Regions from separate parts of the Homo sapiens genome. Here all the other regions are linked to region 3. Evidence: read pairs that join two places in POLR2A ChIA-PET (ENCODE). Cell type or tissue: OCI-LY7. All regions are shown on one strand. Links, peaks and the distances in the headings refer to the core of each region. The heading gives the core; the rest is flanking DNA. Region 1 overlaps CUX1 (cut like homeobox 1). Region 2 overlaps CUX1 (cut like homeobox 1). Region 3 overlaps CUX1 (cut like homeobox 1).

The links. ChIA-PET counts read pairs that join two places held together with the same protein. Peaks named below come from ENCODE experiments on the same cell type or tissue, not always from the same donor. Only the 100,000 strongest peaks of a DNase experiment are listed, where the experiment ranks them.
Region 1: POLR2A ChIA-PET joins it to region 3 with 7 read pairs; 6 of 35 experiments call an interaction of 5 or more read pairs at or near these places.
Region 2: POLR2A ChIA-PET joins it to region 3 with 5 read pairs; 4 of 35 experiments call an interaction of 5 or more read pairs at or near these places.

What each region holds. Positions count from the first base shown.
Region 1 is chr7:102,034,217-102,044,459 of GRCh38, forward strand. All of the region lies in intron 3 of CUX1 (cut like homeobox 1), which reads left to right. Among named protein-coding and RNA genes, the nearest start is that of CUX1, 220 kb to the left of the region's middle. RefSeq lists a silencer at 2,453-2,655. In OCI-LY7, for the core only: a CTCF peak has its summit at 7,678; no DNase peak of the experiment used is centred there; H3K27ac peaks cover 90 bases.
Region 2 is chr7:101,971,058-101,981,300 of GRCh38, forward strand. All of the region lies in intron 2 of CUX1 (cut like homeobox 1), which reads left to right. Among named protein-coding and RNA genes, the nearest start is that of CUX1, 160 kb to the left of the region's middle. RefSeq lists an enhancer at 7,536-8,177. In OCI-LY7, for the core only: no CTCF peak of the experiment used is centred there; no DNase peak of the experiment used is centred there; H3K27ac peaks cover 2,466 bases.
Region 3 is chr7:101,865,424-101,875,666 of GRCh38, forward strand. The region is part of intron 1 of CUX1 (cut like homeobox 1); the gene reads left to right. Among named protein-coding and RNA genes, the nearest start is that of CUX1, 53 kb to the left of the region's middle. In OCI-LY7, for the core only: CTCF peaks have their summits at 4,622, 5,528 (motif pointing right) and 5,727; DNase peaks (open chromatin) are centred at 3,048, 4,658, 5,548, 6,148 and 2 weaker places; H3K4me3 peaks cover 4,566 bases; H3K27ac peaks cover 5,000 bases.

The DNA of each region.
Region 1 (10,243 bases), core at 2,766-7,765, 170 kb after region 3:
GTAAATTAAGTCCATCAAGCTTGGTATATCCCAAGAAGGCTGTTTTGTTTAAAATGTTCAAAACTTATTAACATAAATCCATGTCATTAGCAGATTAAAGGAGGAAACAATTTCAGTAGTTATATGAAAAGATTTTGATAAAATTTAAATCCATTCATGATTAAAAACTACCAACAGGCTAGGCATGGTGGTCAGGAGTTTGAGACCAGCCTGGACAATGTGGTGGAACCCTGTCTCTACTAAAAATACAAAAACAGGCCGGGCACTGTGGCTCACACCTGTAATCCCAGCACTTTGGGAGGCCGAGGTGGGCGGATCACAAGTTCAGGAGATCGAGACCATCCTGGCCAACATGGTGAAACCCCAGCTCTACTAAAAATACAAAAATTAGCTGGACGTGGTGGCATATGCCCGTAATCCTAGCTACTCAGAAGGCTGAGGCAGGAGAATCACTTGAACCAGTGAGTCAGAGGTTGCAGTGAGCCGGGATCGTGCCACTGCACTCCAGCCTGGTGACAGAGAGAGACTCCGTCTCAAAAAAAAAAAAAAAAATACAAAAACAAAAAATTAGCTGGGTGTGGTGGGTGCAGGCCTGTACACCTAGCTATGCAGGAGGCTGAAGCAGGAGAATCACTTGAACCCAGGAGGCAGAGGTTACAGTGAGCCGAGATCGCGCCACCGCACTCTAGCCTGGGCAACAGATCAAGATTCCATCTCAAAAACAAACAAACAAACAAAAAACCCTACTAACAAACTAGGAATAGAGGGAAACATCTTAGGAATAGAGGGAAACTTCTTTAATGTGGTAAAAGGTATTTATCAGAAACATACATTAATCATCAGACCCAGTGGTGGTAAAAAAAAAAAAAAAAAAAATTCCCAGAAAACCAGGAACAAGACAAGAATACCTACTATTGCTACTTTAATTAACACTGTACTGCAAATCTTAGCTAGCAGAGAAGACAAAAAGAAATAAAGTACAGATAGCTCTTGACTTACGATGGTGCAACTTTAGGATGATGCAAAGAAACTGTACTTTGAGTACCCATACAACCATGCCGTTTGTCAGTTTCAGTACAGTATTCAATAAATTACATGAGCTGGTGAATACCTGATGATAAAATAGGCTTTGTCTTGGATAATTTTCCCCAACTATAAGCTAATGTAAGTCTTCTGAATATATTTAAAGTAGGCTAAGCTAAGCTATGATGTTTGCCAGGTTAGTTTATTAAATACATTTTTGACTATAATATTTTCAGCCTACAGTATAAGTATTGCAACAGAAGAAATCAAACTGTCATTTTTCAAGTGAGCCTCAATTATTTAACCAGGTTACTAGATACAAAATCAATATACAAAAGTAATTATATACCCCTGTATCAGCAGCAAACTTAAAAAGTCATTTTTAAAAAGGATACTACTGGAGATAGCCAGCCAAAAAAAAAAAAAAAAAACTATAGCTAGAAATGAATGTAACAATACAAGGGAAATCTTTCTAGAGAAAGATGTAACATTTATATTGAAGGATATTAAAGGAGAGTTAAATGGAGAGAGAGAAAGTATACAAGGAGAGAAATTTCCACTACTATTGAAGCGATCACTTTTCTCCAGATTGATCACAGAATCAGTCATTGTAGTTCCAGTAAAAATCCCAACAAAATTTTTTTTGTTTTGAGACAGAGTCTCGCTCTGTCACCCAGGCTGGAATACAGTGGCACCATTTCAGCTCACTGCAACCTCCACCTCCCGGATTCAAGGTTATCTCCTATTTGATCTAAAATCAAATTTTTCTGGTTATCCCTAAGATTTCTTTTGTAACGGCCCTCCCTGCAGCTGAGGTCCAATCAGGTTCACATATTACATTTGTGTAATCCCAAGTAGCTGGGATTACAGGCGCCTGCCACCACACCCAGCTAATTTTTGTGTTTTTAGTAAAGACGGTTTCGCCAGGCTGGTCTCAAACTCCTGACCTCAGGCGATCAGACTGCCTCTGCCTCCCAAAGTGCTGGGATTACAGTCATGAGCCACCGAGCCCGGCCCCAGCAAGAATCTTAATGAAACTTTTGAAAAGCTGATTCCAGAATTTTTATACATATGCAAGAACAAATGGTAAATAATAGTGAAGATAATACTGAACCACTCCAAGTTAGAGGAATTGCCCTACCAGATTATTAAAGCTGCAGTAGTTGGCAGAGAATGAGATAAATAAACCAAAGGAACACAATAAAGAAATCAGAATCTGGCCGAGCGCGTTGGCTCTTACCCGTAATCCCAGCACTTTGGGAGGCCAAGGCAGGAGGATCACTTGAGGTCAGGAGTTCCATACACCAGCCTGACCAATATGGTGAAACTTCGTCTCTACTAAAAATACAAAAATCAGCCTGGTGTGGTCACGTGCTCCTGTAGTCCCAGCTACTTGAAAGGCTGAGGCAGGAGAATTGCTTGAACCCGGGAAGCAGAGGTAGCAGTGAGCCGAGATTGTGCCACTGCAGTCCAGCCTGGCCCACAGAGTGAGACTCCATCTCAAAAAAACAAGCAAACAAACAAAAAAAAAAAAAAACACCGGAATCTGGCCTATGCATATATATAGAAGCTGAATAAATTGCAAAGATGGTATGGATCAGTGAGGAAAGGGGGGACTTTTCATGGTCCTCTGACGATTGGCAAATCCTTATAGATTAAACGAAGTTGAGACCGAGTGCACTGGCTGCTATCTGTAATCCCAGCACTTTGGGAGGCTGAAGCAAGCAGTTCCCTTGAGCCCTCGTGTTAGAGACTAACCTGGGCAACATGGTGAAACCCTGTCTGTACAAAAACTTACAAAAATTAGCTGGGTGTGATGGCACACGCCTGTAGTCCCAGCCACTTGGAAGGCTGAGGTGGGATGATTGCTTGAGCCCACAAGTTGGAGACTTCAGTGAGCTGTTGATCGCGTGCCACTGCACTACAGCCTGGCTGACAGAGCAAGATCCTGTCTCAAACAGACAGGCAAACAATTAACTAGAGTTGGAGCCCTACCTTACACCGTGTGGAAACACAAATTACAAGGAGAGTCTTAGATCAAAGCTTTAAACTTTATAGAATAAAATATAAAAGATGATGACTTTGGGCTGGGTAGAATTTCTTTCTTTTCTTTTCTTTTTTTTTTTTTTTGAGACGGAGTTTTGTTCTTGTTGCCCAGGCTGGAATGCAATGGCACGATCTTGGCTCACCACAACCTCTGCCTCCCGGGTTCAAGTGATTCTCCTGCCTCAGCCTCCAGAGTAGCTGGGATTACAAGCATGCGCCACCACGCCCAGCTAATTTTGTATTTTTAGTAGAGACAGGGTTTCTCTGTGTTGGTCAGGCTGGTCTCGAACTCCCAACCTCATGTGATCCACCCACCTCGGCTTCCCAAAATGCTGGGATTACAGGTGTGAGCCACCACGCCCGGCCCTGGGCTGGGTAGAATTTCTTAAACAGAAAACCATAAAAGAGATTGTTGCAGTAAACTACCTTAAAATTTTTAAATAGGAGCTTTTTTCATGGAAAGATACCCTAAAGAAAGTGGAAACATGGCCGGGTGTGGTGGCTCATGCCTGTAATCTCAGCACTTTGGGAGGCTGAGGCAGGCGGATCACTTGATGTCAGGAGTTTGAGACCAGTCTGGGCAACATGGTGAAACCCTATCTCTGCTGAAAATACAAAACTTAGCTGGGCATGGTGGCACATGCCTGTAGTCTCAGCTACTCGGGAGACTGAGGCACGAGAGTTGCTTGAACCTGGGAGGTGGAGGCTGCAGTGAGCTGAAAGCATTGCAGTCCAGCCTGGGCGACAGAGTGAGACTCTGTCTCAAAAAAAAAAAAAGCAGAAAGATAAGGCCAGTACACTGCTAGCTCCATGGTATGTTCATGTGAACTAGAAAAAAGGTTTGCCGTTCTCAATACTTTTCACATCACCTGTTGGAAACTTGCCATAATAAAGATTCATACTTACCTCAGTGTTTACCGTGATAGATTCAGACATCCAGAATGTGAAGCATACTGTCTAGGGCTGTGCATCCCACCGTTGTATGTGGGGTAACCTTGGCCATGATTTACAAATCTGGAAGAGGTAGTTGTCACACCTGTAATTAACAATGTTCACAAGATATTCAAAATGCTCGCATGTCAATGGGGGGAGAAACCCAGTAAGGAAATGAGTACAAGTCATGAGCATAATTGTCAGAACATTGGAATGGTCAGTAGCTATATGAAAAGATGTCTAGGTTGCATAATAACCAGGGATATGCAGATTAAAATAACTCATCTGCAAGTTATTCCTCCTGACCAAGTTGGCTAAAATTAAAAAGTCAAGTTAGGAGCATAAGTTGATTTAAACTTTTTGAAAGCCAATTTGGCATCTGGTGATAAAGACTCACCTGTACCTTGACGCGGCAGTTTCACTCCTAAATATATACGCTAAAGAAACAAGCATGGCGGGTGCGGTGGCTCATGCCTGTCATCCTAGTACTTTGGCAGGCAGAGGTGGGAGTGGCGCTTGAGCCCAGAAGTTTGAGACCAGCTGAGCAACATAGTGAGACCTCCATCTTGACAAAAAAATTTAAAAAGTTACCCAAGCATGGTGGCACATGCCTGTAGTCCCAGCTACTCAGGAGGCTGAGGCAGGAGGATCACTTGAGCCTGGGAGTTGGAGGCTTTGATAGCAACACTGCACCCCAGCCTAGGAGACAGAGCCAGACCCTATTTTAAAAGAAAATTAAATAGATAAATAAACTTATTTGCCCTGGAAAACCAGTTCAGAAATTTTGAAAATAGTTAACATATGAAAACAACCCAGCCGGCCATCAACAGGAAAAAGAATATGATAAAACTTTGTTGTAACAAAAGATTAATAAAGAAAAGCATATGGATTTATTTGCTGAAAGTTACGAGCTCTGTATACCCAGGGCCTCTCCTTCACGAGCACTAAATAAGTGTTTATTGGATGGGTGGATGGAAGCATCGTCCTCATCTTACAGATAAAAGGACTAAACCCGAGAGAGGATTCCAAGTCACACAGGTCATAATGGCAGGACTGGCCTCGATCCTGGGGCCGTCTGGCATCCCAGAAGTGCTAAGGTTGGTGTGCTCTGATACTGCTTGAGCGGGGAGGAAGCAGTGCCTTCAGCCCCTCCCTGATCTCAGCCAACCTTTCCAGTCTTTGACTGACACTTTGAGAGGCCGAGACAGGCGGCTCACTTGAGCCTGGGAGCTCCAGACCAGCCTTGGCAACGTAGTGAAACTCCATCTCTACAAAAAAATGCAAACGTTAGCCAAGTGCGGTATCATACACCTGTAGTCCCAGCTACTTGGGAGGCTGATTTGGGAGGATCATTTGAGCCCAGGAGGTTGAGGCTGCAGTAACCTATGATCACACTGTTGCACTCCAGTCTGGGCAACAGAGCGAGACCCTGTCTCTATTTCAAAAAAAAAAAAAAAAAAAGATTGATGTTCATCTTGCATACAGTGCTCTGCAAACCCTGCCTGAAGCCCCCTTCCCTTCTAACCAGCCCCTCCTAGACAAATTCTGGAGCTTGGTGCATTGTCTCGTGTACATCCATAACTGTGTCCATGCGCTTTGCTACAACCACGATCTGCATCGTTGGAAGGAGTGGAGCCCAGGTTAACTGTGAATTTCATCACAGTATCACCTGCTGACATGGCCTGAGGGAGGGACCAAGGAATGATCTGAAACTTCCCTTTGTGCTGAATGTCTCCCTTACATGCAGCGCGCTGGCCACGTTCAGAGCTGCATGCAGGACGTGCTCTCGGAGGCTGGGTTTTACTCTCTGGTCTTCATTCAACGCAACCTTTTCGGGAGCCTCCTGCTTCCAGCTATGGGCCAAACAGTTGCTAAAGATGTCTCATTGAATACAGTCAACTAGGATCCTGCTATTCTAATGAAGGGAAACTGATGATAAACACAAAAGGCAATGTTAGATGGCGCCAGGCACTGCGAGGGAGACACACTGGGTCTTGGGGTAGAGCGGGAAGAGGTGGTAGTGACTTCTTCAGTCATCCAGGGAGGCCTCTCCAGGGAGGATGACGGAACATCAGAGGAAAGAAGCAAGGAGAACCAGCCACACTCAGAGCTGGGAAAGAGCAGCAGGAAGATGGGGGCAGTGAGTGCCAGGGCTCTGCAGGGATGGGCTTGCCTGGCAGGGAGCAATACCAAGGAAGTTAGTAGGGCCCGGGTCATGCCAGGGCCTTGTAGGCAGAACCCTTAAGTCTCTTTGTAGGGACCCTTTGGTCTCCCCTTTGAACTAGGCCCTTTCAAAGACGTACAGTAGAAAGCAAATTCCCCATGGGCACCGGCAGGATGATTTGACAGATTCTAATCAAATAATTGGGGAAATAAAGTTGGGTGAACTACAGCAGTCTATGAATGAGTTAAAAGTGACTACGAGTCTGCTGCCCATCTTGCAGCCCATATCTGTTGAGCTGTAACATATTTAAGCATTCAGATCTAAAGGCCATTGCTAAATAAAGCCAGGGCGTCCATGTGGTTCGCTCCAAAGAGCATTTCACAGGGAGCCAGTCCAGGCGCTGCCGCCCACCACCTCTGTGACCTTGGGTGAGTCTCGGGGCCTCTTTCTGCCCGACTTTGCTCATCTGTAAAACGAGTGGGTTACCCAGATCCTCCCCCAAGGAGCTCCGTAGCTCTGAAACCTCATGAGACTCACTGGAGCAGTACTTTGGTTGACTATCGCTAGCAGAACCGAAAAGGACATTCTCCAGCAATGTAAATCTGTTCAAAAATGGGATGAGCTGGCTGGGCACAGTGGCTCATGCCTGTAATACCAGCACTTTGGGAGGCTGAGGCGGGTGGATCACAAGGTCAGGAGTTCAAGACCAGCCTGGCCAACATAGTGAAACCCTGTCTCTACTAAAAATACAAAAAAAAAACAAAAATAAAAAAATTAGCCAGGCATGGTGGTGGCACCAGCTACTTGGGAGGTTGAAACAGGAGAATTGCTTGGACGACCACCTGCCAGGGAGATTGTCACCTCTTATCCATTCTTTTTTTTTTTTTTTTTTTTTTTTTTTGAAATAGAGTCTCTCTGTGTCACCCAGGCTGGAGTGCAGTGGCTCACCATAATCTCTGCTTCCTGGGTTCAAGCGATTCTCCTGCCTTAGCCTCCTGAGTAGCTGGGATTTCAGGTGTGCGCCACCATGTCCGGCTAATTTTGTATTATTAGAAGAGATGGGGTTTTACCATGTTGTTCAGGCTGGTCTTGAACTCCTGGCCTCAAGTGATCAACCCGCCTTGGCCTCCCGAAATGCTGAGATTACAAGCATGAGCCACCATGCCCTTGCCTTATCCATCCTTCTAAATGCCAGATCCTCCAAGTCTTCCCAAAATACCCAGCCAGAAACAGATTCTTCCTCTTCTCATCTCTAATAGGGCTTCATTTATATCTCCCTTTTGATTTTTTTTTTTTTTTTTTTTGAGATGGAGTCTTGTTCTGTCACCCAGGCTGGAGTGCAGTGGATGATCTCGGCTCACTGCAACCTCCACCTCCCGGGTTCAAGCGATTCTCCTGCCTCAGCCTCCCAAGTAGCTGGGACTACAGGTGCACACCACTATGCCTGGCTAATTTTTTGTATTTTTAGTAGAGACGGGATTTTGCCATGTTGGCCAGGCTGGTGTCAAACTCCTAGCTCAGGTGATCCGCCTAGTGGTTAGGATTTGGCGCTATCTCTCCCTTTTGGTTTTGAGCCTAAAGACATTCTGCCCTTATAGTTTGCTTACCAAGGCCTTATGCTTCTAAAATGTAGAAGGGAGGATGTGTGTGTGAGTGTGAGTGAGTGTGTGAGTGTGTGTGTGTGTGTATGTGTCTTTGTACCTGTTTCTGTCCCCATCTTACCAGTACTTGCCTAAATACTGCATTAAGCATCATGGGTGAAATAGGATTAGAGAAGGTTGGACCAGATCAGTGGCTCCCAAAGCTGCTGCTGGGTTGGACCAGTGCTGCACTGGCCCTATGAGAATTGCTCACATGTTTCCAGAAATACAGCTCCCCAGGCTCCTACCCTGACATTCCGGTGTAGAAGGCCTGGGGTGGAACCTTAGAATCTGTCATTTTTCAAAGCCCACCTCTGATGCTCATGCACTGCTAGTTGTAGGAACCACTGGGCTCGGTTCCCTGAAAGAGCTCTTTCTCCTGGTAACAAGTTCTGTGACTCTCTCTGCCCACTCAGTCTTCTTAGATTGGCATGTTAGAAGCTCCATGACTTGCCTTTGAAATATTTTTCCAGCTTCAAAGTCCTGGACTTCTACTCTGGCCGAACTGGCCTGTGTATTATGAGTCACCTGAACATACTTTTTGATTTCCTGAAGGCTCTGTTATTGTTAAGACCCTTTTGCTGTTCCCTACCTATAAAACTCATTTCCATCCTTTAGGGCTGAACCGAAAAGTCTATCTCCTTTGATCATTTTCCTGACCATCTCAACCTATTTCTAACTTTTTCCCTCTTTTTTTATCCTCAGCTCTATTAAAGTATCATTAACAAAGAAAAGTTGTATATATTTATAGTGTATAATGTGATGGTTTGGGGTTTTTATTTTTTGAGACAGGATCTCCCTCTGTCACCCAGGCTGGAGTGCAGTGGCATAATCAGGGCTCACTGCAGCCTTGACCTCCCGGGCTCAAGCAATCTTCCTGCTTCAGCCTCCCAAGCAGTTAGGACTATAGGCTCCTGGCCAGGCTAATTTTATATTTTTTCGATTTTAGTAAAGCCGAAGTCTGGCTGCGTTGCCCAGGCTGGTCTTGAACTCCAGCAGCACAGTCTCAGCTCACTGCAACCTCCACCTCCTGGGTTCAAGCCTCAGCCTCCTGATTAGCAGGGACTGTGGACGTGTGCCACCACGCCTGGCTAATTTTTTTATTTTTTGTAGAGACGAGGTTTTGCCACGTTGGCTAGGCTGGTCTTGAACTCCTGACCTCAAGCGATCCTCCCACCTCATTCTCCCAAAGTGGTGGGATTACAGGCGTGATCCACCACACCCAGCCCAATGTGATGTTTTGATACATGCATACATTACGAAGTGATTTCCACAATCTGACAACATACCCATTAGCTCACTGTGTGTGTGTGTGTGTGTGTGTGTGTGTGTGTGTGTGTGTGTGTGTTGAGAACACTTGAGATCTACTGCCTTAGCAAATGTCATATATATGATTACAAGATTATTAACTATAGTCACCATGCTGTACCTTGGAAAAGAAAACCTACTTTTCTTGCTTAAGTAAAACTTTTACCCTTTTCAAGGACTGGGGGACCTTGAGTATGTGCAGATTTTGGTACACGCAGGGGGTCCTAGCACCAATCTCCTGCGTGTACCAAGGGATGACCGTGTGTATAGAAAATCACATGTTTATTACCCATGTATTTGTTGTTGGATGCTTAGTCTGTTTCCATATCTTTCTATTGTAAATAGTGCCGCAGTATACATGAGTGTGCAGATAACTCTTAACAATACTGATTTCAATCCCTTTGTGGTGTTGCTGGATCGTATTAATTTTGGGGGGAACCTCCGTACTGTTTCCCATAATGGCTGTACCAATTTACATTCCCACCAACAGTGTACAAAGATGCCCATTTCTCCATGTCTCACTAGCACTCGTGTGTCTTTTTGGTAATAGCCCTTCTAACAGGTATCAGGTGATACCTCATCGTGGTTTTGAGTCAAATTTTCCAGATGATTAAAGATGTTGAGCAGCTTTTCATATACCTGTCAGCCGTTTGCATGTCTTTTTTTAGAGAGAGACAGGGTCTCACTCTGTTGTGCAGACTGGCGTGCGGTGGTGCGATCATGGCTCACTGTAGCCTTGAACTCCTGGCCTCAGGTGATCCTCCTGTCTTGGCCTCCCAAAGTTTTTGGGATTACGTGAGCCACTGCGCCAGGCCTTATGTGTTTTCTTTTGAGATCCTTAGCCCATTTTCCGTTTTTTTGTTTTTTTTGGAAAGAGTCTTGCTCTGTCGCCCAGGCTGGAGAGGCTGGAGTGCAGTGGTGCCATCTTGGCTCACTGCAACCTCCACCTCCTAGGTTCCAGCGATTCTCCTGCCTCAGCCTCCCAAGTAGCTGGGGTTACAGGTGTGTGCCACCACACCCAGCAAATTTTTGTATTTTTAGTAGAGATGGGGTTTCACTATGTTGTCCAGGCTGGTCTCGAACTCCTGACCTCAGGTGATCTGCCTGCCTTGGCCTCCCAAAGTGCCGG
Region 2 (10,243 bases), core at 2,863-7,862, 110 kb after region 3:
ATCCTGACAACAGTCCTGAAAAAGATACTTTCCCCATTTTCCATCTGGGGAGACTGAGGCTCAGAGAGGTCACTGGCCTGCCCAGTATGGCGCTGCCAGCAAGGGTTGAGCTCATATTGAGTCTGGGTCGGTGTGACCCTACAGCCATGCCCTTGACACTATGCCATTCCTGCCCTCCTGGCTGGTTGTGTTCTGCTCACTTCCAAGAATGATTTCCAATGGCTTGCAAAGTTACAGTTAGCACAGTATGACAAGCAAGGCATGAGACTGGGAGTGAGTGGGAACGAAGAGGAAAGAAAGTGAGAGGAGGCTGGGCATGGTGGCTCACACCTGTAATCCCAGCACTTTGGGAGACCAAGGCAGGAGGATCACTGGAGCCCAGGAGTTCAAGGTCAGCCTGGGCAACATAGGGAGACCCAATCTCTATTGTAAAAATAAATTGTAAATAAAGTGAGAGGAAAAGGCAGTTAGAACCAGAATTAGACAACTATCCAAAGTTCCCCAGGCCCTGTGTACTTTGTAAAGATGAGATACAGACTTGATTGTGAGCTTCCCAGCAACCAATGCAAAAAGGGCAACCAGATAAGTCATGTGACTTACGCTGTCCACAAGCTCAAAACAAAGCATGTGTTGAGGGAAAGCACAGCTCCTCTGGTGTTGGCAAAAAAAATTCTCCCTAAAGATCCTCGTAAAAAGAAGTCACTTGGTTTCATTGCCGGTTACAAGTTGCTGGCAACCAAGTGCCACTGGCAGGTATCTTACAGCTTAATAGAAGCAGCATTACATTGGTCTAAAAGAAGACAAGAGAATTACAGGCCCATTTTTAGGAGTGGATACACCTCTTTCTATAGGTAGAGGAACTTCTGTCTGGATTTGTGAGTTGGGTGATTTCAGATACTGATTTATTTTTATTTATTTATTTATTTTGAGACAGAGTCTCGCTCTTTCGCCCAGGTGGGACTGCAGTGGCGCTATCTTGGCTCACTGCAAGCTCCGCCTCCCGGGTTCACGCCATTCTCCTGCCTCAGCCTCCCAAGACGCTGGGACTACAGGCGCCTGCCACCACGCCCAGCTAATTTTTTGTATTTTTAGTAGAGACGGGGTTTCACCGTGTTAGCCAGGATGGTCTCGATCTCCTGACATCGTGATCCGCCTGCCTCCGCCTCCCAAAGTGCTGGGATTACAGGCGTGAGCCACCGTGCCCGGGCCAGATCAACTGATGTTTTGAGTTCAGATACAGAGTAAATGTAGCTTGTAAAGTACTGGTCATTAGAACCAGAGAATGAACTCTGTCCCTCTTTTAAATCTGGTTGGTTTAGTCTTTTTAGACACATACCGTTCGGGGACAAAGAGATCGATCAGAATTTTCTTGCCTCCTCGGACGGCATCTGACCTGGCTAGGTTGCGGGGATCTGTTGGAGAGAGAAGCGTGTCATGGATCCCGCATCGAAAACAGCCTTGAAGAGGGCCAGGAGCACGGAGGACCTGGGGAGGGCCCTGACCACTGGACACATCTGCCCTTTGCTCCTCCTTTTTGTCTCTGCTGGTGGCCCTTTCTGCTGTATTCACGCGCCCTCACCACCTCCTGTGTATTCGTGTGCTGGAGTTCAGCCGCCAAGGTGGAGAGAGACTCCCTGTCGGGGAAGGACTCCGGCCCCAATGCCTCCTCCTCCAGGCCAGGCCGCCATGGTGGGTGGGAAGAGAGGCCACTCCTAGAGAAAGAGACACTGTCAGTAGGTGTCAGGAGGTGTCCCGGGAGCTCGCCGCGTGGTAACCAACAGACACAGCCCTTCTTGGCATTCAAAGTTGCACCCTGATGCCTGTGAGGGAGTCGTGACTTTCTGTTACCACTGACCCAGGGCAGAGTTTTAAACAGTGACCTTAAGGCGAAAAGCTCCAGATCTCGTTACTGACCAGTGCAGCCAGCCACTGCCTTCCTTCCTTTTTGATTCTAAAAATGACACTCGGGTTTTAGAGGGTTGCTTTTCAGGCAGCCGAAATCCCCGCATGCACCTTCTCGTACATTTCAGGAGAGAAGAATCAAGTCCATCCACGGTATCCTTGCCCAGGTACCGGTATCCATCAGAGCGTGATTGGGGTTTCAGCAGAGCCAGGCCTGCTTTTCCTGGCAGAGGCTGGGCCCCTTTAGATTTTTCTTGTAGATTTTGCTTGAGCCTCCCAGCCCTTCCTTGCTCAGCACCTGTGACCCACTGGGTCACAGTGACCCACATCCCATGGCTCTGACCGCAGCTGGACTCATCTCACACTCACGTTCATCACGGCTCCCAGAAGGCACGTGTTTTTAATGAGAGGCTCATTTCCACCACTGCCCCCCAGCCCTCCGCAGCAAGCCAGTGCAACGCCAGGACAGTCTGCTGACAGGGGAATTGGAGACTGGAGGGAGCAAGTTTTACCTTTTTGGTTTGACCATTTAAATTGAAGTCATGCATACAGGGAAAGTTATGCATATAGAAAAATGTACACTTCATACTGCGTGCATTCAATTAATTTGCGCCAAATGAATGCACCCGTGTCCCCTGCACCCAGATGGAAAATGCCACCAGCACCCTTAATAGCCCCCACCTGGACCCCTGAATTGGAGTGAATTTTGAAAGAAGAGGGAAAGAAAGTGACATGTCCCAATTAGAACATATGGGACAGGCACTTTCTATACTGTCCACCTTGCCCCAGATTCTTTTTCTTTTTCTTTTTCTTTTTTTTTTTTTTTTGAGACGGAGTCTCACACTGTCGCCTGGGCTGGAGTGCAGTGTCATGATCTCAGCTCACGGCAACCTCCACCTCCCAGGTTCAAGAGATTCTCCTACCTCAGCCTCCCGAGTAGCTGGGATTACAGGTGTCCGCCACCATGCCTGGCTAATTTTTTGTATTTTTAGTAGAGACGGGGTTTCACTATGTTGGCCAGGCTGGTCTGGAACTCCTGACCTCGTGATCCACTCGCCTCAGCCTCCCAAAGTGTTAGGATTACAGGCGTGAACCACTGCGCCCGGCCCAGATTCTTTTTTTTTTTTTTGAGATAGAATCTGGCTCTGTCACCCAGGCTGGAGTGCGGTGGCACAATCTCACTGCAACGTCCACCTCCCTGGGCTCAAGTAATGCTCTCACCTCAGCCTCCCAAGTATCAAATTCTCATTTTAAAAATTAAGAATCAGACCCAAAAAGAACAAATGACTTGACCATGACTGAGGCCACAGAGCCGAAAATGTCCCCATCCTGGAGTCTTACTGTGGCACACTCTCATCTTAACCACACACTCTAGTTTTATCCTCTCTGTGTCTTTCATAGATTATCAGGAAGCGAAATAACCTGTTAATATTTTCAAAAGTTCTTATGAAATGTGAAGTGCTGTATAATGATTAAGATAGAAAGGAGAAACTAGGAAACGAGAGCTTTTAATCCTAGCTTACAGGAAATTCTAACTAGTAGGAAATCTAATTCAGGCAGCGCTGGGAAACATCACAGGCTATGAGATGAAAGTCAGCTAAATTGGGATCTAATTCTATAATCTAAATATAGATGTAGATATATTACAGGTTGGCCTTTTCAGCTGGAGAGAGTATCATTCACTCCAAAAGTGCCTTTTGTATCACAGAGAAGAGCGCAGCCAGGGGTGATATCAGCTGAGGAAGGGGGCGGGCAGCTTGGCGTGAGGGGCTTTCATTCATTCCTTAGTCATCTCTATTTTCTTAAATTTTATAGTAGGAATTATTTGTGCGTTGTATGTATAATAAACACATGGAAAAGACAAGAGCGAGGAAGGCATCTCAGGAGTGTTTTTGGGAAGGAGGCTGTCATGGCATGTGGGCAGAGGGAGGTCTGGGAATGGGATTTGCTGGGTCAGAAAGATGTCCATGTTCTTTGCCAATTTGGCATCAGAAATGGCCCACACCAGCCAGGTGTGGTGGCTCATACCTCTAATCCCAGCACTTTGGGAGGCCGAGGTGGGTGGATCAACTGAGGTCAGGGGTTCGAGACCAGCCTGGCCAACATGGCAAAACCTCATCGTCCCCACTAAAAATACAAAACTTAGCCGGGCGTGATGGGAGGTGCCTGTAATCTCAGCTGCTCAGGAGGCTGAGGCAGGAGAATCCCTTGAACCCGAGAGATGGAGGTTGCAGTGAGTCGCGATTGTGCCACTGTACTCCAGCCTGGGCAACAGAGCAAGACTCTGTCTCAAAAGGAAAAAAAAAGAGAGAGAGAGAGAGAAAAGAAAAGGCTCACGCCTGTAATCTCAGCACTTTGGGAGGCTAAGGCAGGAGGAGCTTGAGACCAGCCTGGGCAACATAGTGAGACCTCCTTATCTCTACAAAAAATGAATTTTTTTTTTTTTAATCAGCTAGGCATGGTGGCATGTGCTTGTAGTCCCAGCTACTCAGGAAGCTGAGGTGGGAGGATCACTTGAGCCCAGGAGTTCGAGGCTGCAGTGAGCTATGATTGTGTCATGTACTCCAACCTGGGTGACAGAACGAGACCCCGTCTCTAAAAGAAAAAAGAAAATGCCTGTTTCAGTTGTCACTCCTCACCAGTGAGGCATGGGAGTGTTCTCTTCCTCCAAACCTCACTAACCCTGGATAATGGCATTGTGATAAATTTTCCACTGGTCAAAAAATATATATTGCCTTAAACTCAAAACTCGTCCATCAACAGTGAGGTTGGCTGTCTTTCCGTGTGTTTGTTAGCCAGTGGTATCTCCTGTGTAAATTACCTTTTGACATCCTTTGTTTATTTTGGTTGGTCTTTTACCTCGTCGTCATCTTACTCACTTTTAAAGAGCATGAATTAAGGCCGGGCACAGCTGCTCACGCCTGTAACCCCAGCACTTTGGGAGGCCAAGGTGGGTGGATCACCTGAGGTCAGGAGTTCCAGACCAGCCTGGCCAACATGGTGAAACCCCGTCTCTACTAAAATTAGCCAGGCGTTGTGATGGATGCCTGTAATCCCAGCTACTTGGGAGGCTGAGGCAGGGAGAATCACTTGAACCTGGGAGGTGAAGATTGCAGTGAGCCGAGATCACACCACTGCACTCCAACCTGGGCACAGAGAGAGACCCCATCTCTAAAACAAACAAAAAACCACAGTATGAATTAATTATTTCTCTCTTACATGTTGTAGAAATTTTTCCCAAATCTACCATTCATTTTGTAAACATAAACTATATTTCTGTACTCTCTTATAGTAATTGTAGATTTCTAGTGTTTCACTTGGTTTTTGAATCGACAACAGTTTTGTGTGTAGGGTATTGTAGTGTAAGGGATCTGTTTTTTCCCCCAGGCAGATAGCTCATTTTCCCAATGCAATATTCCTTTAAATATTCTGAATAAAAGAAAATTTTAAAAATCATTTTTGAGCGATGGGAAATGTGAACCAAAAATATGCATAAGGAATTTTTGATTGAAAAACCCAGACGGGGGCAGGAGTTTGAAATGAACTTCCCCTAAAAGCCAAAACTTGTAGAGGTGGCAGCCTGAGGGCTTTCCAGAGAGCTGTAATTGACTGTTTCTCCCATCAGCCACTCTCCTCTTTCTCATAACTTTTTTGGGCAGCCATTAAAGATCTGATGACGAGTGTGAATGTGGCAGCATTTTGGCATTTTGGATGGTGGCATAATTGCACATATTGAAAAACTCTAAATTTACATCGGTGGATCCAGTGCGTCTCATTATACTGGAGGTGTGAAAACTCCATGTGCCTCTTTGAACAATTGTCCTGCTCTGTCACAGTTCAGGGGAAACAAAAGTAGCTCCAACTTCCCGAGATTTAAATTTGACTTTATTCCATTTAGTTGATATTGTAACTAGAATTTGAATAGTCTTTTCCCTTTCTGATTTTTTTTTTTTTTTTTTTTTTTTTTTTGGAGATGTAGTTTCGTTCTTGTTACCCAGGCTGGAGTGTCGTGGCATGATTTCAGCTTGCTGCAATCTCCACCTCCCAGGTTCAAGCAGTTCTCCTGCCTCAGCCTCCCAAGTAGCTGGGATTACAGGTGTGTACCACCACACCCGGCTAATTTTTGTATATTTAGTAGAGATGGGGCTTCACCATGTTGGCCAGGCTGGTCTTGAACTCCTGACCTCAGGTGATCCTCCCGCCTCGGCCTCCCAAAGTGCTAGGATTACAGGCGTGAGCCACTGCACCCAGCACCCTTCCTGATTTCCATTTCCGCTTTTATCTCTCCACTCCCGAAGATGTATCAACCCACAAGGAACTTCCTTCCAGCCCTTACTTAAAACATTGCTCTTTTTCCAGCTCCAGATATTCCCTACATTGGCTGCCACTCCTCCTTGTCTCTGTTCAGTCTTGGAAAATTGGTTTGGTCCAAGCTGAAGCTATTCTTTGAAGAAATACCATTATTTTTAAATAAAAGGATTCCCCAGCCTGGACAGTGTAGCAAGACCCCATCTCTACCAAAAAATCAAAACTTTAGCCAGGCATGATGGTGCACACCTGTAGTCCCAGCTATTTGGGAGGGTGATGCAAGAGAATGGTTTGAGCCCAAGAGATCGAGGCTGCAGGTTAGCTATGATCGTGCCACTGTACTCCAGCCTGGGCAACAGAGTGAAACCGTGGCTCAAAATAAATAAATAACATAAAAAGATTCTCCTTTGAGAGAATCGCTTGAACCCAGGAGGCAGAGGCTGCAGTGAGTCGAGATTGCACCACTGCACTCTAGCCTGGGTGACAGAGTGAGACTCTGCTCAAAAAATAATAATAATAAATAAATAAAAAAGATTCCTCCTTCCAGGAGCCAAGAACTAGGAATTTCAAGCTGCAATCTTGCTTTTTAAGCATGGTTATATATGGGGGGTCAGCAGAATGTGTGAAAATTATTGAAAAGTAAAGCATGAGATGTGACTGAGCTCTTGAGAGCAGACCACTTTCCCCTTCTTAAAACGTTTTTTTTTTCCCTGACCCCTGTCTGAGATACAGGCTCTCCTGGTTCGGCCCACCTTGCCCATCACTCTGCTGGGTCCCCACTCGCGCCCTGCACCTGAGGTTAGAGGGCACATAAGTCTCGGGGACCTGCCCTTTGATATCTACAAGACCCTGTCCTCAGGGGATCCCATCGACTCTCGTGGCTTAAAATACCATCCACAGAAGGATGGCGTCTATATTTATATTAACCCAAATATTCAACTGAATATTCAACATCTCTACTTGGAAAGACATCTCCGGCTTCACATGGCTTCAAAAGAGAACTGTTGACCCCTCCCACACACACCGCCTGCACCACCAATCCCAGTCCCCCTGTCACCTCGGGAAATGGCGTCACCACCCAGGGGCTGCTCAGGCTAAAACCTAGGTGTGCCCTGGGGCTCCCCCTCCTCTCCCCCGACATGCCTGGTCCACCAGCAAGCCCGTCCTTCCTCCTGGATACACCTGGGCTCCCAGCTACACGCTGTCACCTTGGCCCAAGCCACTGTCATGGCCACCCCACCACCACTTCCGTTCTTGGCTGCCTTCTGTCCATTCTCTTTCCCCAGCGGCCTCAGTTTTATTTCTAACGAATGCAGTTCAGATCTTTCCGTCTCCCTGCTAGACCCTCTGATGTCTTTCCATCCAACCTTCCACATTCTGTGACCCCACGTCGCCCTCACTGGCTGGGCCACGGCCCCTCTAGCCCCGGTCTTCACCCTTGAACCTGCCTAGCCTCTGTCCTCCTCCTCTGCGCCCCGTGGCTTCTTCCACTTTCTTCCACCTGGCTCACCCGGAATTCCAGCTACTTGTGCTCTTCCTGTCACACATTGCCTGGTGTGTCATTTCCATCTCTGTCTACCTTTCCCTCCTAGAATGCCATTCCCATGAGAGCACTTTCAGGCCACTTCACGGCGTACGTCCAGCCCCAGGCACAGAGCCCGGGGTATCATAGGTGCACAGTAAACATCTGTTGATGGGCTGGCTGGATTCTATGTGGGAAGCATAATGACCAGTGGTCACAAATTACTGGGGCCAGAGGGGCGCTGCCTGGTGTTAACCGCCTGGTGCCTGCCCTACCTTTAAAGCCAAGAGTGTCCATTTAATGAGCAAGAAGCAGAAATCCTGGGCAAGCAGTGCAGATGTAGGCTCTCGGGAACATGTTGACCACTCAGAAAACCTTCCAGGAGGTGAGTACCAGGAGATGGAGGTGCTCTAGACTGTGATGCTGGGAAAGGATTGTGGGCTAGAAAAAGGGCTCCCTAGGGCCGGCATATGGGCCACTGGGTGGAAGAGGGGCTCTGAGACCCTCACCCTGGAGCAGGTCATCACCCACACCGAAGGAATGAAGCGTGAATTCGGTCACGCTTAAAATGTTGAATTGTTGGCAAAAGCCCAAGTTAATGAAATAGCATGGAAAATGGATGTGATGAGATTTTTGAATTGTAATTAGATTAACATTGTCACTAGTTATCAGTCTGATATATCTTATAAATCAAACGTTGGGTTGATTTATCTTTTATCACTTCTAGGGACTTACTCCTAACAGTAACTCACAAACCAGCCCCAAATCAGAGCTGGTAGGATGGGCTCCCAGCTATCTTTAGGAGGTTTGTTGGTTTGGGGAAGACAGCTCCCCCTTGGCAGGGCTCAGGTGTTTTCTTTCTTTTTTCTTTTTTTTTTGAGACGGAGTCTTGCTCTGTCATCCAGGCTGGAGTGTAGTAGCACAATGTCGGTTCACTGCAACCTCCACCTCCTGAGTTCAAGCAATTCTCATGCCTCAGCCTCCCGAGTAGCTGGCACTACAGGTGCCCACCACCATGCCCAGCTAATTTTTGTATTTTTAATAGAGATAGGGTTTTACCATGTTAACAGGCCAGGCTGGTCACGAACTCCTGACCTTAGGTGATCCACCCGCCTTGGCCTCCCAAAGTGCTGGGATTACAGGCGTGAGCCACCGTGTCCGGCTGGGTGTTTTATTTCTTCGTCTGTTATTCAGGAACTTTGTTTCCAGCGCTGTGAGTATGAGTACAGGCCCAGGGCTGGGTGACAGAGTGCGGAGAGCGGGGCCCTACCCTTGAGCTGTTTCTGGAAGGGCTCCCAGCCAGCACCGGGCTTAGGGAGCAGTGCCCTGCAGTGTCATTCTGGGCCAGGGAGGTTGTGATGAATATTATTCTCAACAGAGGGTCCCCAGGGCAGTGATGCCACTACTCAGGATCTTACAGAAGAAGAACCTTCAGGCTGGGTGTGGGGGCTCACACCTGGAATCCCAGCACTTTGGGAGGCCAAAGTGGGAGGATTGCTTGAGCCCAGGAGTTCGAGACCAGCCTGGGCAACATAGCAAGACCCTGTTTCTCCAAAAAAAATGTTTAAAAAGTAGCTGAGCATGGTGGCATGCACCTGTGGTCCCAGCTACTGGGGAAGCTGAGGTGGGAGGATTGCTCCACCCGAGAGGTCGAGGCTGCAGTCAGCTGTGATTGTGTCACTGCAGTCCAGCCTGGGCGACAGAGGGAGACCCTGTTTCCAATTAAAACAATAAAAATCTTCATTTTGAAGAATCTGACCAGTTCTCTACCTGGCACTTGAGTGAAAAATGACACAATCCAAAGTAGGTGGCAGATTGGTTCTCACTCAGGCAGACCCTGGAGACACCTCTCCCGCTTCTGACTCAGGGGAGAGTGCGGTGACATAAACCACCTTCTTCTGCTCTAGGCCAGCTTGTAACTGTTCAGCCAGCCAGCCGTCTCCTAACTCTGTGACCCCCGGCCCAAGAACAGGGCTCCTGAAGGCCCCGAGAACCAGCCCGCCGTCCGCACGGATGTACCTGGAAGCCACAGTGCCCCACACCCCGTGGGACTTTCTCCCGAACACAGCACCTGCGCTTCCTGACTCCTCTCTCTGAATCTGGCCTTTGAGTTCAATGTCCTGGGAACTTAACTCTAGGGATGCTCTTTCCCCCTTTAGCTACCGAGTCACATGCTGCGTCTTTGGAAATTTCAGGCAATATTTAGTTTGGTGCAAAAGTCATTGTGGTTTTTGCAATTAATTGCAAAAATAATAAATGGAAAAATGAATTTGTGGACATCAGGCTTGCCTAGGGAGATGACCTAGGGAGAGGCCTCTTTTGGCATAGCTCCTGAACAGGGAGAGGTCCTGACATGAATACCCCCCGTTTTGTGAATCCTGAGCCAGTACTGTGTCCCCGGCCCCCTCCTCCCCCAACCTATACACACGCCTCACTTTCCCTTGCAGGACGTTTTCTACCACAGTTCCTCTCTCCTGACATAGTATGTGTTTGTTTCTTACTTGTCTTGCC
Region 3 (10,243 bases), core at 2,765-7,764:
CTTCATTTCTTTCAGCTGAAATTGCCTGGCTGCTCCTTTAAGAAGTGCACTGTGTGGAGTTATCATGTTTCTCATGCTGTTAAATGTTTACTGGCAATCCTGTCTACTTTAGCGTATTGTTGTCAAATGACAAGGGAGTCCCCTGTCAGAGAGCAATGACACAGCCTGTACTTTTGGGGGCAGCCAGCGTCCGAGCGTTTCCACATTCATTCTTACGCAGTTGGTAGGCTCAGGATGTTTGTGAACGCCGAAGGGTGTGCGTGCACCCTGGAGTGTGGAGATACTAGCATGCTATTTAATGATGGCCACCACGGGACGTGCGCACTCATTCATTAAGCTAACGTTTTATGGTTTGTTGAGTGAAAGCAGGCACAATGGTAGGTAGTGGGTACTGGAGCAAATGACTGCACCGGCCCTCATGGGACTTCCATTTCAGTGGATTCAGGGGAAAGCAGCACGTGTTTTTGAGAGACCTTGGCAACGCAGGCGACCTTGACGTCGACCAAAAGAAGAGAGATTTGGAATGCTTGTTTTACAGCCTCCGGTCAAAAAAAATCATATGGGACCCTTTATTGCAGACTGGAACATTTATTTCAAGGTCTCAAATTAAACTAGAGGAGGCCAGGCATGGTGGCTCACACCTGTAATCCCAGCATGTTGGGAGGCTGAGGTGGGAGGATTGCTTGAGCCCAGGAATTTGAGACCTGTTTGGGCAACATAGTGAGACCCCAATCTCTACTAAAAAAATAAAAATTAGGCTGGGCATGGTGGCTCACGCCTGTAATTGCTGCACTTTGGGAGGCTGAGGTGGGTGGATCACTTGAGGCCAGGGGTTCGAGACCAGCTTGGCCAACATGGCGACACCCCATCTCTACTTAAAAAAAAAACAAAACAAAAATTAGCTGAGTGTGGTAGTGCACGCCTGTATTTCCAGCTACTTGGGAGGCTGAGGAACTAGAATCTCGAACCTGGGAGGTAAAGGTTGCGGTGAGCCGGGATTGCACCACTGCACTCCAGCCTGGGTGACTGAGTGAGACGCTGTCTCAACAAGAACAAAAACTAACCAGTTGTGGTAGCACTTGCCTGTAGTACCAGCTATTTGGGAGGCTGAGGTGGGAGGATCACTTGAGCACAGGAGTTGGAGGCTGCAGTGAGTCATGATCATACCGTGGCATTCCAGCCTGGGTGACAGAGCAAGACCCTGTCTCTTAAAAAAAAGTTAAACTAGAGTAGATAAATGAGCAGGCATAGTTGTTTGCTGATCATTCACCGTTGAGACAATGAACAGCTCGTTAAATAAATTGTTGGTAACAATGAAATCAGGAGAATTTCAATCCTGAGTCAGTGTACACAATACAAGGCACAAAACGTTGAGTTAAAGGTGGTTCTACTTTGCCCTCTAAGCATTTTATTGACTTCAAAACCTACAAAGGCGGCGCCATGGCATATAGGAATATAGGAATAAGGCATATAGGAATAAGAAGTTTCAAAAAGTTTCATAAAAGTTGTATTTGGGGCTGGGCATGGTGGCTCACGCCTGTAATCCCTGCGCTTTGGGAGGCCAAGGTGGGTGGATCACTTGAGGTCAGGAGTTCGAGACCAGCCTGGCCAACATGGCGAAACGCCATCTCTACTAAAAATACAAAAACTAGCCGGGCGTGGTGGTGCCTGTAATCCCACCTACCCGGGAGGCTGAGGCAGGAGAATGGCTTGAACCTCGGAGGCGGAGGCTGCAGTGAGCTGAGATTGTGCCACTGCACTCCAGCCTGGGAGACAGAGCAAGACTCTGTCTTGAAAAAATAGAAGTAAAAAAAGAGAGAGAGAAAAGCAAATTACCTGAAATCCAGAAAGATCAGAGAAGGGAAGGAATGGCTGGAGTAAGTGTTGATCAGCGGACACACTCAAGGGTTTCGTAATGTGCTCGCCCTGCCCCAGGCATCAAGGGAGGTGCTCACTCTGTGCACTCTGAATCCCACCAGGGGCCCACCTGCCACCCTGTTCTCACCTGTGACCACTCACGGCAGCCACAAGAGGCACAGGTGTTAGGTCTGCCCCAGCCACAACACCTCAGCACGTGGTGTGTGGCTTCAACCAGGTCACCGTGGGCACACTGGGAGGGGAGGGCTTCTGTGCGGCCACGCTTAATAAACAGTCTGCCTGGGAAACTGAGCATCCAAAGTGCCCTCTGAAGGAGCGGGATGCTGCTGCCCGTGGTGGCTCCGTCACACGCATTCTGGAAGGTACCTCCCGGTAAGCAACCTGATGTTTCATCTGTCACTGTTGATGCATCTCCATGTTAGAGAATTAAGCATATGGAAGCAAAACACCTCAGGAATACAGAACGCATTCATGATCACCACGGAAAATCAAATCAACTCAAAGTCCAAATGCAACTTTTTTTTTTTTTCTGAGACAGGGTCTTGCTGTGTTGCCCAGGCTGGAGTGCAGTGGCACGATCTCAGCTCTTAGTAGAGATGGGGTTTCACCATGTTGGCCAGGCTGGTCTTGAACTCCTGACTTCAAGTGATCTGCCCGCCTTGGCCTCCTAAAGTGCTGGGATTACAAGTATGAGCCACTGTGCCTGGCCTCTCTTTTTTAAAAAAAATAGAGATGAGGTCTCGCTATGTTACCCAGGCTGGTCTCAAACTCCCGGCCTCAAGCGATCCTCTTGCCTTCACCTCCCAAAGTGCTTTGATTACAGGCGAGCTTTTCTCTTTTTAAGCCAACTTGTGAGTAGAATCATTCACTTGTGCCTTTAGCTGTTGTCTCTGTGTTGAGGAATCCAGAGTCCAGTCCTTCTAGACTTATCTGGGGACCCGAGTTTCCTTCTGTAGAGTTAAAACCTGTTGCATCCATCCCCAGTCCCTTTACGGCACCTGTGTAGGCCTGTAGTGGAGCTGGCTTTTGTCCTTTGCTGTCCCTGGCTGAGCCTTGGCCTCATCTTGGGCCAGCGCCTCCTCCCCTGGGCTGCTGTGATGTGTTGGCATTTCCTGGGTAGAGTCTTGTACTTGCTGTTTTCTCCTGTCTCAGTCTTTTCCCCCAGGGACCTGGCATGTCTGTGTGTTGGGGACCCTTTGCTCATCTTACACACTGAGGACAGGCACCTTAGCGCTTGGTGCCCTGGGATGGAACAGCCACTGGACAGCCAGCCCTGTGCCCTGTGTCCACTGCAAACCTGATCCTGTTTTTTGGAGCCCTTCACTTGGCAATGAGACCTTCATGGGTGGGGTTACTGAAGCAGGAGTTGGTTTAAGTTAAATACCATCAGCCGCAAAGCTCAGAATGGATGATGAAGTGCTTTAGGGGTTGACAGGGCAGAGCTGGCTGTAGGGAGTGATGGAGAGAGGCTCCCAGGAGGGGAACCCTCTGACGTGGGAGTTAAAGGACTGGGGCCATTTGTCGTGGGGGGATGGGAGCAGTGGCTTGGGAAGGGACAGAACGGGAGCAAGAGGGCCTTGCGCACTGATGCTTTTGAGGACTGAATCTGAACGGGAGAGTGGGGAGAGGGCTGGAAACCTGGGCGAGAACAGGAGAGGAGAGGCCCCTGGATGCCAGCAGAGCTGTAGGCATGATCTGGGCCATGCCCTGGGAGACGCTTCCGCAGGAGATGGTGCGGCTGGGGTGGAGACTTCCTGGCTTCCGAGGGCGGGCGAGGGGGCAAAGGGCCTGGGGCATGGACTTGGGCAGGTAGCAAAGGCCAGAAGGAGTGGGAGTCATTCCACCTGGGATGTGGGAATGGCTGGTGGGGGCAGGTAGGGGGAGACCAGGATGAGCCCCATGTGCGCGTGACCTGTGGCAGAGGGGCTGTGTCAGAGCCCCGGCTGGCGAGAGGAGCATCACTGTGTCCAGAGGACGCGGTGCCTTTCAGACCCCTTGAGTAAGAGACAGAGTGGGTCTGTCCTGTCTAGGCTGAGTTTTCATTGCCCAGCACAGTGCCTGGCACACAGTAGGTGCTTAATAAACACGTGGACTGAACACAAGAGGTTGAGGGGAAAGGTCGGAATTGGCCACAGGTCTCCTAATGCCTGGCATGTGCGTCAACGCATCTCTGAGGATGGAATTTAAAGGCAAGAGCTGGAGGCCCAGGGCTGAGGCTGTGGGGTGAGCACAGCATTTGCGGGGCGCGGGAAGGGAGTGGCTGGTGGGGCGGGGGAGGGAAACCAGCACGTTAGAAGGTCAGCCAAGGTCAGGCGGCCAGCAGGGCGGGAGGAGGCGTTGGTGTGCACACGCGGGGAGCCTCCGTGTCCTCAGGACACCATGGAAGACGGCAGGACACACGTGCGAGCCACAGCAGGTGGGCGGGAGCTCACAGGCTGCAGAGGAAGCGCAGGGGAGGCGCAGGGGAGGCCAGGCTCTGGCATTTCCCAGGAATGTAAACCCCGGTTTCAGCTTTCCCCGTGGCTCCCCTCCGCCAAATCTTAAATCCTCTTGTTAAGACGCGCTCCGCCCCTGTGTCCTTATTTCCCACCGTGGTGGGCAGCTTGTCTGCCATCCCCTTCCAGGTGCCCCGCAGAACCACCACCCTTGGGAAGGCGGCTCCTCGTGCCCCCCCTCTTGTGCCTTCCCTCCCCAGTGCCTTTTCTGACCCCCTCCTGAGACCGCCTCCCTGTGGGCCATTTGAGCACCTGTAGCTTTCCATCCGGTGTCTTCACCCCTTTGCTCTTTGTAGCTGTCTCACCCCGCTGCAGCTTGTGAGGCCATGCAGGCCCTGATGTTTAGTGTTTTTTTTGTTTTTTTTTTTTTTTTTAAAGACAGCATCTCCCTTTGTCACCCAGACCGTTGTACAGTGGCACCATCCTAGCTCACTGCAGCCTCAACCTTCTGGGCATAAGCAATCCTCCCACCTCAGACTCCTGAGTATCTAGGACTACAGGCTCTTGCACCCACCACACCGGGCTAATTTTTGTATTTTGTTGTTGTTGTTGTTTTGTGGAGACAGTGTTTCACCATGTTGCTCAGTCTGGTTTCGAACTCCTGGCCTCAAGCAATTCACCCGCCTTGGCCTCTTAAGTACCGGGATTACAGGCATGAGACATTCCCTAATGTTTAGTTTTAAAGAGGGGGTGGTGCTATTTATCTCCAGGCTCAAAGCAGGGCATTCTTTCCTTAGGATCTGCGATACTCCAGTCAAGGCTGTTTCTTTTCTGCCTTTTGTAAAACTCTTGTCTAGAAATTAATGGATGAGGGAAGCTAGGGACTCTTCTCAGATTATTTCTTGTGAAAACCTCAAGAGTCTGAATTTACAGGGAAATCTTACAATTAGCTCGATGTGGATTACAGAGCGGCAAACAACCTTAAGTGGTAGAGCTGGTTCTGCAAGATTTTTCCAACCCTTTGTGGTCTAGTTTTCATTTTTCCCCTTTTAAAGTTGTTTTCAGCTAAAGCTGTGAGGACAGTATAGAGTTTTGCCTTGTAAAATTGGTAGTGAGTAATTTTAGAATAGATGCTTATGAAGTCTGTAAATAAATAGTAAGGCGCCTCGCCTAGTTCCACGCACATGTCAGTTTCGTAACTATCTCCCCAAGCTGAGCTCACCTGCCAGTGCCTTGGATGGACCTAGCCACCAGGGGCTGCAGATGAGTAGGAGAGCGGGTGTTGCCCAGAGCAGGGCGGACACCCCTGTTCCCTGTCATGTTTTCTTCTCAAAACCTGCTGCAGGCCATTGGAGAGCATTCCTGTTGCTCTCTGCACCCCTCTTTCTGAAGCATTTTACTGTGTGATCCTAGCATCCGTGGTTCAGGAGATCCTGCTACATTTTCCTGACTGCCTTGCTCTGCCCGGGAATACCTGGCTTATCAGCAGAATACAGGCCTCTGCTTAACTGAATTTGGTCCTGTAGTGAGGACTAAGAAGTGATGTACTCAGTTACATGATAATTCTAAAAAATAAAAAAAAGCCTTTTTTTTTTTTTGTTAACACCCATCATAGTGGCAGAATCTTAAGTCTGCATGTAGAGGGGGTTGGCAGGGCAGTAGAAGCAGGGGGCCCTGTGTCCTGTTGGTAGAAGAGTGAGCAGAATGGCCACTGGAGAGCCACTTGGTGGAGGTGCCTGCAGCACAGCGAGCAGCCTCCTTCCCAGATGAAGCATGCATCTTAGAGGCGACCTTGGGCACGTGCACAGTGAGACAGGTACAGGAGTGTCTGTTGTCATATATTCCATGGGAGTGCAAGAGCCGGAAGGATGCAGATGTGCATGGGTGGTGCTGGCCCCCATCAGGTGGCATCTAGTAGAAGTAAGTAAGGGTGGTGGTGGCATGTGTGGTCACCTTGCCAGCGTCGCCTCGCACAGGAAAGGGCTGTTGAAAATTTGTGGGCCGGGTGCCGTGGCTCTCGCCTGTAATCCCAGTTCTTTGGGAGGCCAAGGCGGGTGGATCACCTGAGGTCAGGAGTTCAAGACCACCCTGGCCAAGTTGGTGAAACCCCGTCTCTACTAAAAATTAAAAAATTGACTGGGCATGGCAGTGTGTGCCTGTAATCCCAGCTACTTGGGAGGCTGAGGCAGGAGAATCGCTTGAACCCCGGAAGTGGAGGTTGCAGTGAGCCAAGATTGCACCACTGCACTCCAGCCTTGGCGACAGAGCGAGACTCCATCCCCCCAAAAAAAAAAAAAGAAAAGAAAGTTGTGTGCAGCGTGATTCTGTGAGTTCAAGATGCAAAGCAATGACTTTACATTATTAAAGATCTAGCAGACATAGAAGGATATTTTATTTATTTGTTTATTTATTTTTGAGACAGAGTCTCTCTCTGTTGCCCAGTTTGGAGTGCAGTGGCATGATCTTGGCTCACTGCAACCTCTGCCTCTTGGGTTCAAGTGATTCTCATGCTGCAGTCTCCCGAGTAGCTGGGATTACAGGCGCCCATCACCACGCCCGGCTAATTTTTGTATTTTTAGTAGAGACGGGGTTTCACCATGTTGGCCAGGTTGGTCTTGAATTCCTGACCTCAAATGATCCACCCACCTTGGCCTCCCAAAGTGTTGGGATTACAGGCATGAGCCACCGCGCCCGGCCCATAGAAGGATTTTTTTGGGGGGAAAGAATCTGTAAAGTGATTATTTTGGAGGTGGAGAGGAGAAAATGAGACTAAAGAAGATAGAGTGGGGGCTTCTATGATTTTTTTTTTTTTTTTAAATAGATATGACAAAATGATAAAATTTGGTAAAGCTATGTGTTAGGTACATAGGAATTTATACTTTTCTGTATGCGTGAAATATTACGAAAAAATAAAGCCACATACACTATCTGTTTTTGTGTGTGTATGTGTCAATAGGATTTAGGCCTTTTTTGCACTTCTAGGTTAAAGTTTTCAAGATGAGGGTATTTTTTCCCCCTCTCTGTTAGAGAATACTAAAGTTATGTTGGTTTTATTTTTTATTTTATTTATTTACTTAGTTTTTACAATGTACCATTTTAATCATTTGGGTATCCTTTTTAAAATCTCTGAGCTTTTTTATTTTTTATTTTTTTTGAGACGGAGTCTCGCTCTGTCACCCGGGCTGGAGTGCAGTGGCCCGATCTCAGCTCGCTGCAACCTCCGCCTCCCAGGTTCAAGTGATTCTCCTGCCTCAGCCTCCCGAGTAGCTGGGATTACAGGCATGCACTGTCATGGCCAGTTAATTTTTGTATTTTTAGTAGAGACGGGGTTTCACCATGTTGGCCAGGATGGTCTTGATCTCCTGACCTTGTGATCCTCCCATCTAGGTCTCCCAAAGTGCTAGGATTACAGGCGTGAGCCACCGCGCCTGGCCTCAGCTTCTTTTTTTTTTTTTTTTTTTTAATTTTTATTTTAAGTTCCATAGTACATGTGCAGGATGTACAGGTTTGTTACATAGGTAAACGTGTGTACCATGGTGGTTTGCTGCACCTAGGTATTAAGCCCAGCATGCATTAGCTATTTTTCCTAATGCTATCCCTCCCCCCACCCCATATGTTTTATTTTATTTTTTATAGAGACAGGGCCTCACTATGTTGCCCAGGCTGATCTCAAATTCCTGGCCTAAAGCGATCCTCCCACCTCAGCCTCCCAAAATGTTGGGATTACCAAGTGTGAGCCACCATGCCTGGTATTATGTTGGCTTTAATTATATTTGTGGAAGAACTTCTATGTTCTCTTTCCTTATTTTAAATATTGGGAGATAGATGAAACATTTTAGGTTTCTCTACATTTGAAGAAGAGGTATATTTTCTTAGGTTCTTCTTTTTGTGAGACAGAGTGCAGTGGCACGATCTTGGCTCACTGCAACCTCCACTTCCCGAGTTCAAGCGATTCTCCTGCCTCAGCCTCCGGAGTAGCTGGGATTACAGGCGTGCACTACCACACTCGGCTAATTTTTTGTATTTTTAGTAGAGACAGGGTTTTGCCATATTGGTCAGGTTGGTCTCGAACTCCTGGCCTCAGGTGATCCGCCTGCCTCAGCCTCCCAAAGTGCTGGGAATACAGGCATGAGCTACCGCGTCCTGCCAGGTTCTCCTTTTGATAGAATAATATAGGTACTTGCCTCTGTTTCTATTCAGTATCAGTGAATTATCTACAGGAAAATGAACACAGGAAGACTGCTGAAGTAAAGAGGCCCACAGTGCCTGCATTCCCTTGCCTCATGTAGTCTTAGACTATTCAGGATGCTTTGAAAAGAGTAAACTGTAAATCATATTTCATATTCTTTGGGCCAGGAGTCTGGAATGGTTTCATATTGCCTGTGAAACAAGAGATGCTTCTCAGAATGAGATTTCTGGCTTAATTGAATTCGGATTATTGCAGGCAGGATGGGAGTGAAATGGTACATTCCTTTCATGCCAGTTGTGGAGAGGATCTCCGTGCAGGCCGTTGATAGAATAATATCCTGTGCTTCCTTGGTGTCTCTCTCTGAGGAAATAAGGGCTTAATATGTCCTATTCAATTAATCCTCACCGCATCCTTAAAGGTGACTGGAAGGCAGATAGTATTAACTCCATTTTACTTAAAAAGCAGCGGAAACATGGTGATTTGGAACTCCCTGGGAGCCCTCGAACTTTTCTCTAAACTCCACCGGTAGCTGAGGAGCAGGACACACGCACAGAGGAAGGACATATTTATGGCGCATCGCCTTGGTGCCAGGCACCGTTGGGAACTTTTTAGGATCGTGATGTCTTTGAATTCTCAGGACGTTTCTGCGAGGTGGTGGGCGGTATCATCCTGGTTTTTCAGGGAGAAGTCAAGTCACTGGCCCAGGTCCTCAAGCTGGCCAGTGTGGCCCGGTCTGACCCCGAGGTTCTGCCCGGGTTTCTGTCCCTCCAGCCTGGCATCGTGAACTCAGGGGAAACAGATGGGGAATCTGTTGTTGTAACAAAGATTCTAAGGATTTGAAGCAAAATCAACACACTCAGTTGTAGAGGGTACCACGTGGTTGATACCATTGAAGACAATTGCACCTAAATGAAATAATTTGATGGCGTGGAGTCCAGTTTCAGAGCGTTTGCATCACACCTTCTGACACCAGGCTGGGGGGCCGCCTGTCCCAGAGCATCGAGGACAGACACCGCTGCTGTTAGACCTCATTCCACCCCTTTAGTGGGGACCCACCGCGCGCTGGCCGCAAGCCTATTTTAATTTGTAACAATTCTGCTTGATGACAGGAAGACGTCAAAAAGGAGAAATCAGGCTAACTGGGGCTCCTTGTCCACTTGGGGGGCATGTCTCAGTGTCTTGCCTGGGGCCTTGTACACACCCTCTCTTACCGGGAGTAAAGTGAGGTTTAGAAAGATTACCTTTGTCCTGGGTCATTCTTCCTTAAATCACAGCTAGGATGCAAACCCAGACCTCTCTGATGTCAGTTTGCAAGCTCTTTCAGGTACCGTCAGCCACATGCCAGGCCTTCAGTGGGGTGATGTTTTTTGTTGTTTTTAGAAAATACTGCTATTCACTCATGGGAAATAGGGACGAGGGCTTAGATTTCAGCTGCTTTGCATTAGACAATGATTTCTCTTATTATAAGCAGAGCTCTCTATTAACCAAAAACACTTGGCTGTTAGACATGGTGTTTAATTGCTGTTAGAATGTATTTTTGTCACACTGCCCTATAATAAGCCAAAGAACTGTTTGTGCCAAACAGTGAAGGGAAGCTAGGGGAGGATGAAAACTGTGCCTGCTACTCCACCTCCCTTCTTTCGAGGTCGTGGTGTTTTGTTTGCTGTTTTAGCTGTGGTGTGTGTGTACCACTCGTACCTTTCACAGGAGGACACCTCATCTGAATACCAGTCAGGACCTG